Linked DNA regions of Homo sapiens: region 2 is linked to region 1. The links are chromatin loops, found by intact Hi-C in ENCODE. Cell type or tissue: heart left ventricle. All regions are shown on one strand. Links, peaks and the distances in the headings refer to the core of each region. The heading gives the core; the rest is flanking DNA. Region 1 overlaps MALRD1 (MAM and LDL receptor class A domain containing 1). Region 2 has its middle 29 kb from the start of PLXDC2.

Region 1 (5,395 bases), core at 177-5,176:
TCAATGTGTTGTTCTTTCAACCTTGCTCATACCTTCATTAAACTAAGAGGCCACTTCATGAAAATTTTGTTATTTGGGCCATCTGGCTTGAATTCTCTTTCTACCAGGTTCCTGACTGATACTGCTATACAATTATTAAGTGCAGCAGCAGAAGAAACTATCAACAGAGTAAACAAACATCCTACAGAATGGGAGAAAATCTTTGCAAACTAGGCATCTGACAAAGGTCTAATATCCAGCATCTATAAGGAACTTGAACAAATTTACAAGAAAAAGCAACCCCACTAAGAAGTGGGCAAATGACATGAACACACTTTTCAAAAGAAGACATACATGCAGGCAACATGCATATGAAGAAAAGCTCAATCACTGATCATTAGAGAAATGTAAATCAAAACCACAATGACATAGCATCTCACACCAATCAGAATGGCTATTATTAAAAAGTCAAAAAATAACAGATGCTGGTGAGGTTATGGAGAAAAATGAACCTTATACACTGTTGATGAGAGTGTAAATTAGTTCAACCATTGTGGAAAGCAGTGTGATGATTCCTCAAAGAACTAAAACAGAGCTACCATTGGATCCAGCAATCCCATTACTGGATATGTACCCAAAGGAATATAAATTGTCCTACCATAAAGACACATGCATGCGTATGTTCATTATAGCACTATTCACAATATCAAAGATATGGGATCAACTTACATGCCAATCAATGGCAGACTGGACAAAAGAAATATGATACATATACATCATGAAATACTATGCAGCCATAAAAAACAAAGAGATTATGTCCTTTACAAGAACATGGATGGAGCTGGAGGCCATCATCCTTAGTAAACTAATGCAGGAACAAAAAACTACATTCCACCTGTTCTCACTTATAAGTGGGAGCTAAATGATGAGAACACATGGACACATAGAGGGGAACAACAGACACTGGGGCCTACTTGAAGGTGCAGGTTGGGAGGAGGAAAAGGATCAGAAAAAAATAACTATTGGTTATTAGACTTAGTACTGGGTGATGAATAATCTGTCCAACAAACCTCCATGACATGAGTTTGCCTATATTACAAACCTCCACATGTACCTCTGAATCTAAAATAAAAGTTTTTCAAAGGGCAGTCAAGACAGGTCTTTTAATTCCAAGGCCAGTCTTCCTTCCCTTGTACATCACAATGTTTCATATACTTTATAGCCAATGAATGACTAATTTAGTTTTATATATTATGATGTTTTGCCATAAAAACAAACCAAAAAATATAGGCAAATACTTGTCAATATAAATATATATTTGTTTGCTAGGGCAATTTATCCTAGTTAAATATATGCTTATAAATACATATTTATATCTATAAAATACCTTTCACTTATTCTTTTTATGTACATAATTTGTGTTCTCTTGACACCATAAAATCCATAAACAATAGCAAAAGACAATACATCATAACTTACATTGCTATGGAGAAAATTCTTATAATATCATTTTTAATTTCAACAAATGGAAAAGAATAATATATGCAAAGCCTTATTCTCATTACTAAAGTCTTTATTCAAACTAAACACACTCTCATTCTAACACTCTAACAGGAAAATATTGCTTTTTGGTTTTTATCTACAGAATGAAAAATGTAATTCTTAGAAAATGTTCTTATTCCAAACTTAGAATTCCCCCTATATATTTAGAAAGCATGCTACCTTAGTCCTCAAAATTGTTAGATGGTGGTAGCACTAAAACGAAAAGACTTACTATGAAGTGATATTATATGTTTTCATTCTGGATGCCCAAACAATAAATTTGAAAGAGATGTATTTTTGAATTCAATACCAACGTGTATGTTTATATAACCATATATAAAAACTCTAACCACTGATCATGAATAGTCATAATTTAACCTTAAACTTAGGAACATAAACCAGTTTCATTATCTCCTTCTTTTCCCTGATGGACATAAGGAAAATAAGTCTTTTTCTGAAAAATACAAAGGGATTTCCTACATGGCAGAATTACAGACAGCAGATTAGGGCAACAGCAAACATAAACTAGTTCTTTCAGAGGATAAGAAAAGTCCCAAGGGGGTTTCAAAATTAAAATGCATTGAACTACTTAGATCTGTCAACATTTCTCTACTAAGAGGGATAAGTTCAAAAAGTTCTACCTCATTTGCTAGATTCTGCTTCTGTAAGGCAGAGATCAGCCACCTAGCAACAGCACAAAAGCTTCTACTCTGACATAGTTAAACTCATGCTGGCTGAGCAGGAAGAAAAGCTGTGTAGGATCAGAGCAGAGCTGGATGGCCAGCCGTTCCAGGGCCACTGGGGAGGCCTGATTGGGGAAATTGTGAAATTCAGTCTGAGGAATAACTTTTTTGTCAGCATTCTTAGAAGCTCCAGTCTCTCGAGCGCCACCACTGAGCTGTGTCTCTTGCTTCCATTCAGTAGAGTGCGTTGGCCACATGCACACACATCACACACAGCAAAGAAAGAAGAGGTGTCATTTTCAACCAACGGCTACCCCATGAAGCTTGGCCGTGCACATACTAGGAAAACTGATAAAGTGAAAACTGTGTAGAAACATTTTCCTATGCAGCTACTTTAGGATGGGTGATGGAGTGAGCTTTTTGAATCTCCTGATTCTTACACTCTAGACAGCTATTTCTTGTTCTCTCTTTTAAAGCAAGTCCTCTGGCATTAGATACTGCCTCACAAATAACCCACCACTCCTCTCGGAGGACAGAAATATCTACTTAACAGTCAGGTCATACCAGAGATCTTGGAAAATATCTGGATCACAAATCCCTGTCAGCAATGACCAGCGAACAGAATCTGGGCCATGCCTTTCCTTAGAGGATGCCCTCCCTGGATGAGTCAACAGGTCATTCATTTGGAAGGCACCAACTGTGAATGCTTACAGCTATCATCAGGAGCCTAAAAACCATTTAATAGCTAAGTGTACAAACATATCACGAGGCTTGCTTTTTGGGAAGGGGTGCAGACAGGGGAAATTAGGTATCACTGTGCTTTTCATTTTTGTGACTCTGTTAGCATATGTGATTGGAGTACAATCCAGCTCTGCAAATTAGGCAGGGAAGAAGGCTTGGTGAGCTGGGCGAGAGCAGTTTGTTGCTTCACCTTCAATCACATTCCTGGTCTGTCTTGCTTACTTGGCTCTGCAGGAGGCAGAAAGTGTGTAATGCTTTCTGACAACACGGAAAGAAAAACTGAGGGACGGGCACATTCATCCGCAGGACACTTTGTTAGAAGCAGCCAACTGACTCTGCCTTTTACTGTAACATATGTTAGTATTTTTAAAAATATAAAAACTCTTTTTTCCTTTGTTTCTTACCTGAAAAATTAGCAACATATGTTTTCAAAAATCTTTTTAATGCTTTTTTAAGTTATAAAAAGCAGTACCTGGTAAAATAAAAATGCAAAAATTCAAGTATGAAATCTCTCTTTCCCCCAAGCCAATCTTCTACAGAGCTCACTAACTATTCTTAACAGTTTGATGTGTAACTCACCAGTTTCCTTTTTTTCTTTTTCATACACAGTTACACATTTTCTCCCTCTCCAAATAGGATCTTAATATACATATTATTCTGGCATTTGCATTTTCACCTAACAATATGGATACTTTTCTATGTCAGGATTTATATCTTCTATTTTAAAAAAGTGTTACATACTATTCCATGACACTATTTGGAACATTTAACTGTGTTTTCAATATGGTGCTATTGCAAAATGCTGAGGCCAATATGTTTGTGTTTATATTTCTTGTTAATATGTTAGTAGGCTACATTCCTAGGATTGGGATTGTTGAATTAAGGAACGTGTATATTAAAACATTGAATGAATATTGCCACTTTATTTTTCCAAAAGTTGTATTTTTCTCCATGTTGTATATTTAGAAAAGCTATAGTCCCACAAGCTATATATAAAAGGGACAGTGTTTCTATAGTCTCATAAATAATGGATATTACCAAAAAATGTTTTGTCACTTTAATAGGTAAAAACAGGATATCAACGACTTACTTTGCACTTATTTATTCATTAGTGCATTTATGCATTAGTGCAATGTGTGTTGACCATTTATTTTCCTTTTTCTGTAAATAATGTTTGTCTAGTTTATCTGTTACATAATTTTGTTTTGAATTTTTTTCAGATGTGTGTTGACCATTTATTTTCCTTTTTCTGTAAATAATGTGTGTCTAGTTTATCTGTTACATAATTTTTATTGTTTGAGTATATATTATGACTAATCCCTAGCTGTTGTGTATCCTGTATATTTTCCTCCTGGCCTGGCCTATTATTGTTTTTTCTTCCTTTTTTCCTTTTTTTTTTTTTTTTTTTAGACAGTCTTGCTCTGTCGCCCAGGCTGGAGTGCAGTGGTGGAATATCGGCTCACTGCGAAACCTCTGCCCACCGTGTTCAAGTGATTCTCCTACTCCAGCTTCCCGTGTAGCTGGGATTACAGGAACCTGCCACCACGCCTGGTTAATTTTTTGTATTTTTTTGTAATTGTATTTTTATATTTTTAGAAGAGATGGGGTTTCATCATGTTGGCCAGGCTAGTCTTGCACCTGACCTCAGGTAATCCACTCTACCTGGCCTCCCAAAGTGCTGGGATTACAGGTGTGAGCCACCGCACGTGGCCCTGTTATTGTTTTTTTGTTGCTTTTTTGTTTGTTTGTTGTTTTTTTCTTAATTTTGTTTATGGTGTCTTTTACCACACTGAATACTTTTAAGCATCATCCATGTGATCAAGTTTTCGAATCTGTTTATCTTTTATTTTACAGCTGCTTACTAAGCTTAGAAAAGACCCTCATACTTCAAGATTTTAAACTATTCTTGTATGCTATTTTCCCAAAGAAATTTTATGCTTTTCCCCTATATATATTTTTAATAATTCTGAAGTTAATTCCTGTGTGTTATGTCAATAATAATTTACATTTTAAATTAATGGCTAACCAATTATCTTAATATCAATTATTACATATTCCAACTCATCCATTCTCATTAACTTGAAAACCACCTATTTTATACTAATTTTAGGTAACCACGTTAAGCTATTTGTAGACTTTTTATTCTTTTCCAAGTGTCTATTTGTCTATTCCTGTTCCAGCTTCATAATATTTATTACAATGACTTTATAGCAAGCTGTATTGTCAAGTATTGTAAATACCATTTCATAATTTTGGCTTTAAGTTTTATTTATTTTTCCAACTGAACATTAAAATCCAACTGCCTATTTCAAAATCAAACAAAAATCTAAATTATTAACTAGATTTAATTAGCCAATGTAATTAATTGGCTAATGGTCATTTGTGCAATATTGAAAATCACTAACTCTAGAAAGTGGTTTGTTCATTTTTTTTTTTTCTATCCATTTATT
Region 2 (5,395 bases), core at 65-5,064, 160 kb before region 1:
CAGCCATTATTTTATGTATTTGTGCTCTGTGAGAACCTATTAATCTTTTAAAAAATTATTTGGTGGACATTTTAAAAATAAAATTTGGAAAGCCATCTGAATTTTGGAAAGGTGGGTAAAGACTGTCTCATTCTATCATCAACTATAATTTTATTACTTTCAGATATAATTTCCAATTATAATCCCAAGCCAATAACATGAGAATTATTAAAGCACAATTAACGATACATCAGATAAATTATCTTTTATTTTTTACTTACTCTATAGTGTCATATGGAAGCTGTGTATTGACTTTGAAACCAGAAATGTTAAATTCCATATTTTTAAATCCCAAATCACTGACACCTCTAAATAACTGTTAAATTGTTGTGACTTCTGTTGTTGTTTCCTATGTTTCTAGTTTCAATTGAAAGACCCGAGATCTAGATTTTACTTATTACCTGTGTCCTGGAGCTTGTCAGCCACACCCTCTGAGCATCACATTTCTCCTCTGTAAAGCAAAAATAACAATTCCTTCCTTAGTTCAGAAGGTGGTTGTAAAAATGAAATAATATAGAACCACATGGTAAACTCTACTGCAACTAGAAATGCAGTATTATTTTATATCAGAAATACTAAGTGCTTAGATAAGCATCCCAAATTTATTATTTCAGGCACTTGAAATCTCAGGCTTGGAATGTTACAATGAGTAAGTTATACCTCTTCCTACCATCCTTTCTCCATTTTGTCGCCAAAATTATTTTCTCCGAGATGTTATGCTCTTCACTAGAGTTCAGCCTCCTTAGACTGTCTTTCAAAGCAGGTTTCGGTACTGCCCACATTTCGTGGATCTTCTCCAGTAGCCCTGAAACTTGATGACCTGCCTTTAACCCAAGTCATCAAGTTTAAACCTGTATTCTTTCTGTCTCTGTTAACTTGCTCATGTAATTCACTTTAATGGAAATATACAGTCAACCCCTTCTGGTGTCTTCACTTCTTGCTCTATCCATTACTGAATATGTAACCCTATCGCCTTTGAGAGAAACCCTAGTACAGAATGTGCTCTTTCCTCTATATATGCCCACTGCTTTTTAAAATACCAACAGTTTTCAGGTCCATAATTTGTTTTCCAGAGCTCATATTTTTATCTATTTAATAAAGTTGGTACTCAGCTCAAGATGTTCTCAAATTGCCCTTATATCTTAGAGTGTGGAATCAAAAGATGAATCATAAATGAAAACTATCATGAAAGAGGATGAAAAAAAAAAGAGGGGAGGCAAAGTTTTGAGATGTTGGGAAAAGAAATCGCTATCCAGGATAGAGAAGAAAAAAAACTGGGGGGGGAGAAAAAATATATATACATATATAAACAATAAACAAAGAAATGAAACAATTCAATTATTCCCTCGGCTGTTGATTTTTGTTTGTTTTAATGGTTCCCCTGTGTTTTCTCCCGAGGATTTAAATAAGGCCTTTTTAAAGCTGGATCAGTGGGAAGAAGCAGACATTCAGCAGTTCTTGCTGCTTAATTTTGAGATGTAAATTCTTTGAATTCCACTGTTACTGAACATTTTCTCCTTTCAGTTAGTAAGGATAAGGAGAGTGGTCATGATTCAGTACCATTTTGGTGTCTCAGAGTTATGAGAAAATCTAGAAACATTTTGTTCATTGTCTTATTTTTAAGGAAGAGATCTTCTTTCACAGTTAATTTATCCACTGTCTTAATTATTTGAGCTTTTGTCACTGACACCCAAGGCACCACTGTTAAACATTTAGGAATTTATTAACACTTTCTTAAAAATCAGATAAAAATATGAAGTGATAGTCAATTTTGCTTTCAATTTTCAAGGTTTTCTTGAGGGAGCAATCTTCAATTTCATTTAATTTTACCCATGTTTTAAATGTAAAAATAATTTAATCCAGTGTAATAGAAAATATGAACATTATAATTCACATCATGATAATAACCCATTTATTTAGCATCTACTATATTTCAGGTGCTTCATATACATATATCTGATTCTCACAAAAATTTTAAGTGATCAGTATCTTAATACACAATTTATAAATGTGGAACCCAACTTTTTAAGTGAATATGTTGCTCAAAGTTATGCAGCTGATCAATGACAGAGCCACGTTTTTAATCCAGTGCAAACACACACACACATTTTCCACTATGCCATGCTGAATGAGCCAAGCATTTTAAAAATTATCAAATGTCTTCAAACTCTCTGTAGCATTTGTAAAAATGGGACAAAAGAGAACATATAGGTTCCAAAACCTCTCATTATTTAAAATTCATAGTAGAGATCAACCAACTCTTCTAACCTGTGGTATGTCATGCCTGCAGATACCTCTAGGTGTCACTAGCAAGCCTAACGCATAAGTAGAGAAAACGCAGAAAAACAAGGAGATAGAAGAAAAGAAAAACAAAGAGAGAAATAAAACAGAGCATACCACCACTAATTGGCTACCAGAGACCCCTGTTGGATAGATCTACTTTCATATCAAATGCATTTTTGAAAATGTGTGTGAAAGTCTCATTCACATTAATCAGATAATAGTCAAATATGGGAAGAGTTTCTCTTCCCAGAGAGTTTAAAGAAAAAATAAAAAAAAGGCAACCTCTTTTTGTTACATTTAATCTTCCATGATAAAATTCCAACATTTTATACATATTAAAGTTGGTTTTTTTTTTGTTTTAATTTAACAACCAAATACAGGGTAGACCTACTTAAATCTAATCAGAATCTGGTTAAGATATATATATATATATTTAAAACTTTAAAAATTTTCCACTGCTATTTAAAATGTATTAGGTTTATGAGAGCTATAGTTCTTGTCAGCCAAGTCAGCATGTTTTGTTTTTCAGTTTTCATATTTTTTGTCAAGCAATAAGGACAAAATGCAATAAGATTAAAATAAGTATAAAAACTCTGGTGCACATAAATGGTAATGTCATTAAAAGGGAATAGCCAAAGAAGAGTTCTTTTTTGTGATAGCTTAAAATGTGCGTCCGCTGCTTATGAAAGTCTGAAATCAGAATTCTGAAGGTCATTTAAAGGACATAGATGTATAATTTGTGAAAATTAAACTTCTATGGAAGATGAACACATTTAGAAAAAGGTAACTGCCTATAATTATCTACATTTTGTCTCCTTGGTTCAATCTCTCTGAGGCCACCTGGTGTTCCTTTAAGTATAATTTATCAAAAACAGGACTGCATTTTAAAATCTGAAGTAGTGAAAAGTTCACTTCATTAATTCAGGGTTTTTTTTGTTGGTTTTTTTTTTGTCTAAAAGGCAAATGCCCTCTTCCAGACACCATGGAAAAATGTAAGAATGGATCAGACTGAGTCTTATCTCAAGGAACTACAAACCCTAAATCCATGAGAAGGCAAAGACTTTTTTGATATTGCTGAATTACACTGGAAGACTGGGTGGTAAGCCTTCAACAAATAATGGTTAAGTGGATGACTATGGTCTAAGAAGGGGAATGTATGCTATATAGACGTAGAAAGGAAGGAAAGAGAAAAAAAGAAAAAGAAAGGAAAGAAAAGGAAGGAAGGGAGGGAGGGAGGGAAGGGAAGGAAAGAGAAGGAGAGACAATACTAAAACTAAAGTACTTAGAGCCAGGGGGAACTTTAGCAGTTACATAATCTATGAAAAACCAGTCCAAGGTATTCCATTTAATAAGTGTTAATAAGTGATTGAATTGAGAATTAGTGTTTCATTTATAGTTCTCAATACAATGTTTTCCCAACAATGTAGTAAAATAAACAAATATGTACTAAATACCCAAGGTGAACTGAGGCAGGATCAGGCTTTATAAAGGATATAGGAAAAATGTGACTAGATTTCTTTGCACATTACTGTGTTTGCACAATAAATGGTAACTATCATTTATTAAGTAGTTCATGTGTAGAATTCTGAGGATGCCTCTTATTAATAAAACTATAACTACAAATACTTCTCAAGAAGTAAATAGGAAAATAAGAGCAAAAGGAGTCAACATATTTTTATTTTCTTTATTTTATGTATTTATTTAACTTTTATTTTAGGTTCAGAGGTACATGTGCAGGTGCGTAACATAGGTAAATTGGTGTTATGGGGGTTTGGTATACATATTATTTTGTCACCTAGGTACTAAGCATAGTACTGGATGGTTACTTTTTTCAGGTCCTTTCCTTCCTCTCACCCTCCTCCCTCAAGTAGGACCCAGTGTGTGTTGTTCCCCTCTATGTGTCCACGTGTTCTCATTATTTAGCTCCCACTTGTAAGTGAGGATGTACAGTATTTGCTTTTCTATTCTTGCATTAGTTTGCTAAGGATAATGGCCTCCAGCTCCATCCATGTTACTGCAAAGGACATGATCTCATTCCTTTTTATCGCTGCATAGCATTCCATTGTGTATATGTACTATGTTTTCTTTTTCCAGTCTACCATTGATGGAAACTTAGATTTATTCCATGTCTTTGCTATTGTGAATAGCACTGCATTGAACATACAAGTGCATGTGTCTTTATGGTAGAACAATTTATATTCCTTTGGTTATACACCCAGTAATGGAATTGCCAGGTAATATGGTAATTCTGTTTCTAGCTCTTTGAGGAATCTCCACACTGCTGTCCACAATGGCTGAATGAATTTATACGTTCACAAACAATGTATAAGGGTTTCCTTTCGTCCACAACCTCACCAGCATCTTTGACTTTTTAATAATAGCCACTCTGACTGATGTAAGACAGTATCTCATTGTGGTTTGATTTGTATTTCTCTGATGATCAGTGATAATGAGCTTTCCTTTTATATGCTTATTGGCCATTTGTATGTCTTCTTTTGAGAAGTGTCTGTTCATGTTCTTTGCCCACATTTTAATGGGGTTGCTTTTGCTTGTAAATTTGTGTAAGTTCCTTGTAGATTCGGGATATTAGACCTTTGTCAGAAGCACAGTTTGCAAAAATTTGTTTACCATTCTGTAGGCTTCCTGTTTACTCTGTTGGTAGTTTCTTTTGCTGTGTGGAAGCTCTTTGGTTTAATTAGATTCCATTAGTCATTTTTTGCTTTTGTTGCAATCGTTTTTGGCATCTTCGTCAGGAAATCTTTGCTCATTCCTACATCCTGAATGGTATTGCCTAGGCTATTTACAAGGGGTTTTTATAGTTTTGGGTTTCACACTTAAGTCTTTAATCTATCTTGAGTTGACTTTTGTATATGGTATAATAAAGGGGTCCAGTTTCAGTCTTCTGCATCTGGCTAGCCAATTATCCCCAGCACCATTTGTTAAATAGGAATTCATTTTCCCATTGCTTGTTTTTGTCAGTTTTGTCAAAGATCAGATGGTCATAGGTGTGCAGTTTTATTTCTGGGCCATCTCTTCTGTTCCATTGGTCAATGTGTCTGTTTTTCTCCCAGTA

What was found. Peaks named below come from ENCODE experiments on the same cell type or tissue, not always from the same donor. Only the 100,000 strongest peaks of a DNase experiment are listed, where the experiment ranks them.
Region 2: a loop joins it to region 1, with 3 times the contacts of the local background. A loop is called at or near these places in 8 of 110 quality-filtered maps.

What each region holds. Positions count from the first base shown.
Region 1 is chr10:19,626,718-19,632,112 of GRCh38, reverse strand. The region is part of intron 36 of MALRD1 (MAM and LDL receptor class A domain containing 1); the gene reads right to left. Among named protein-coding and RNA genes, the nearest start is that of MALRD1-AS1, 99 kb to the left of the region's middle. In heart left ventricle, for the core only: a CTCF peak has its summit at 2,412; a DNase peak (open chromatin) is centred at 2,402; H3K27ac peaks cover 1,383 bases.
Region 2 is chr10:19,785,232-19,790,626 of GRCh38, reverse strand. No RefSeq gene overlaps it. Among named protein-coding and RNA genes, the nearest start is that of PLXDC2, 29 kb to the left of the region's middle. In heart left ventricle, for the core only: a CTCF peak has its summit at 2,344 (motif pointing right); no DNase peak of the experiment used is centred there.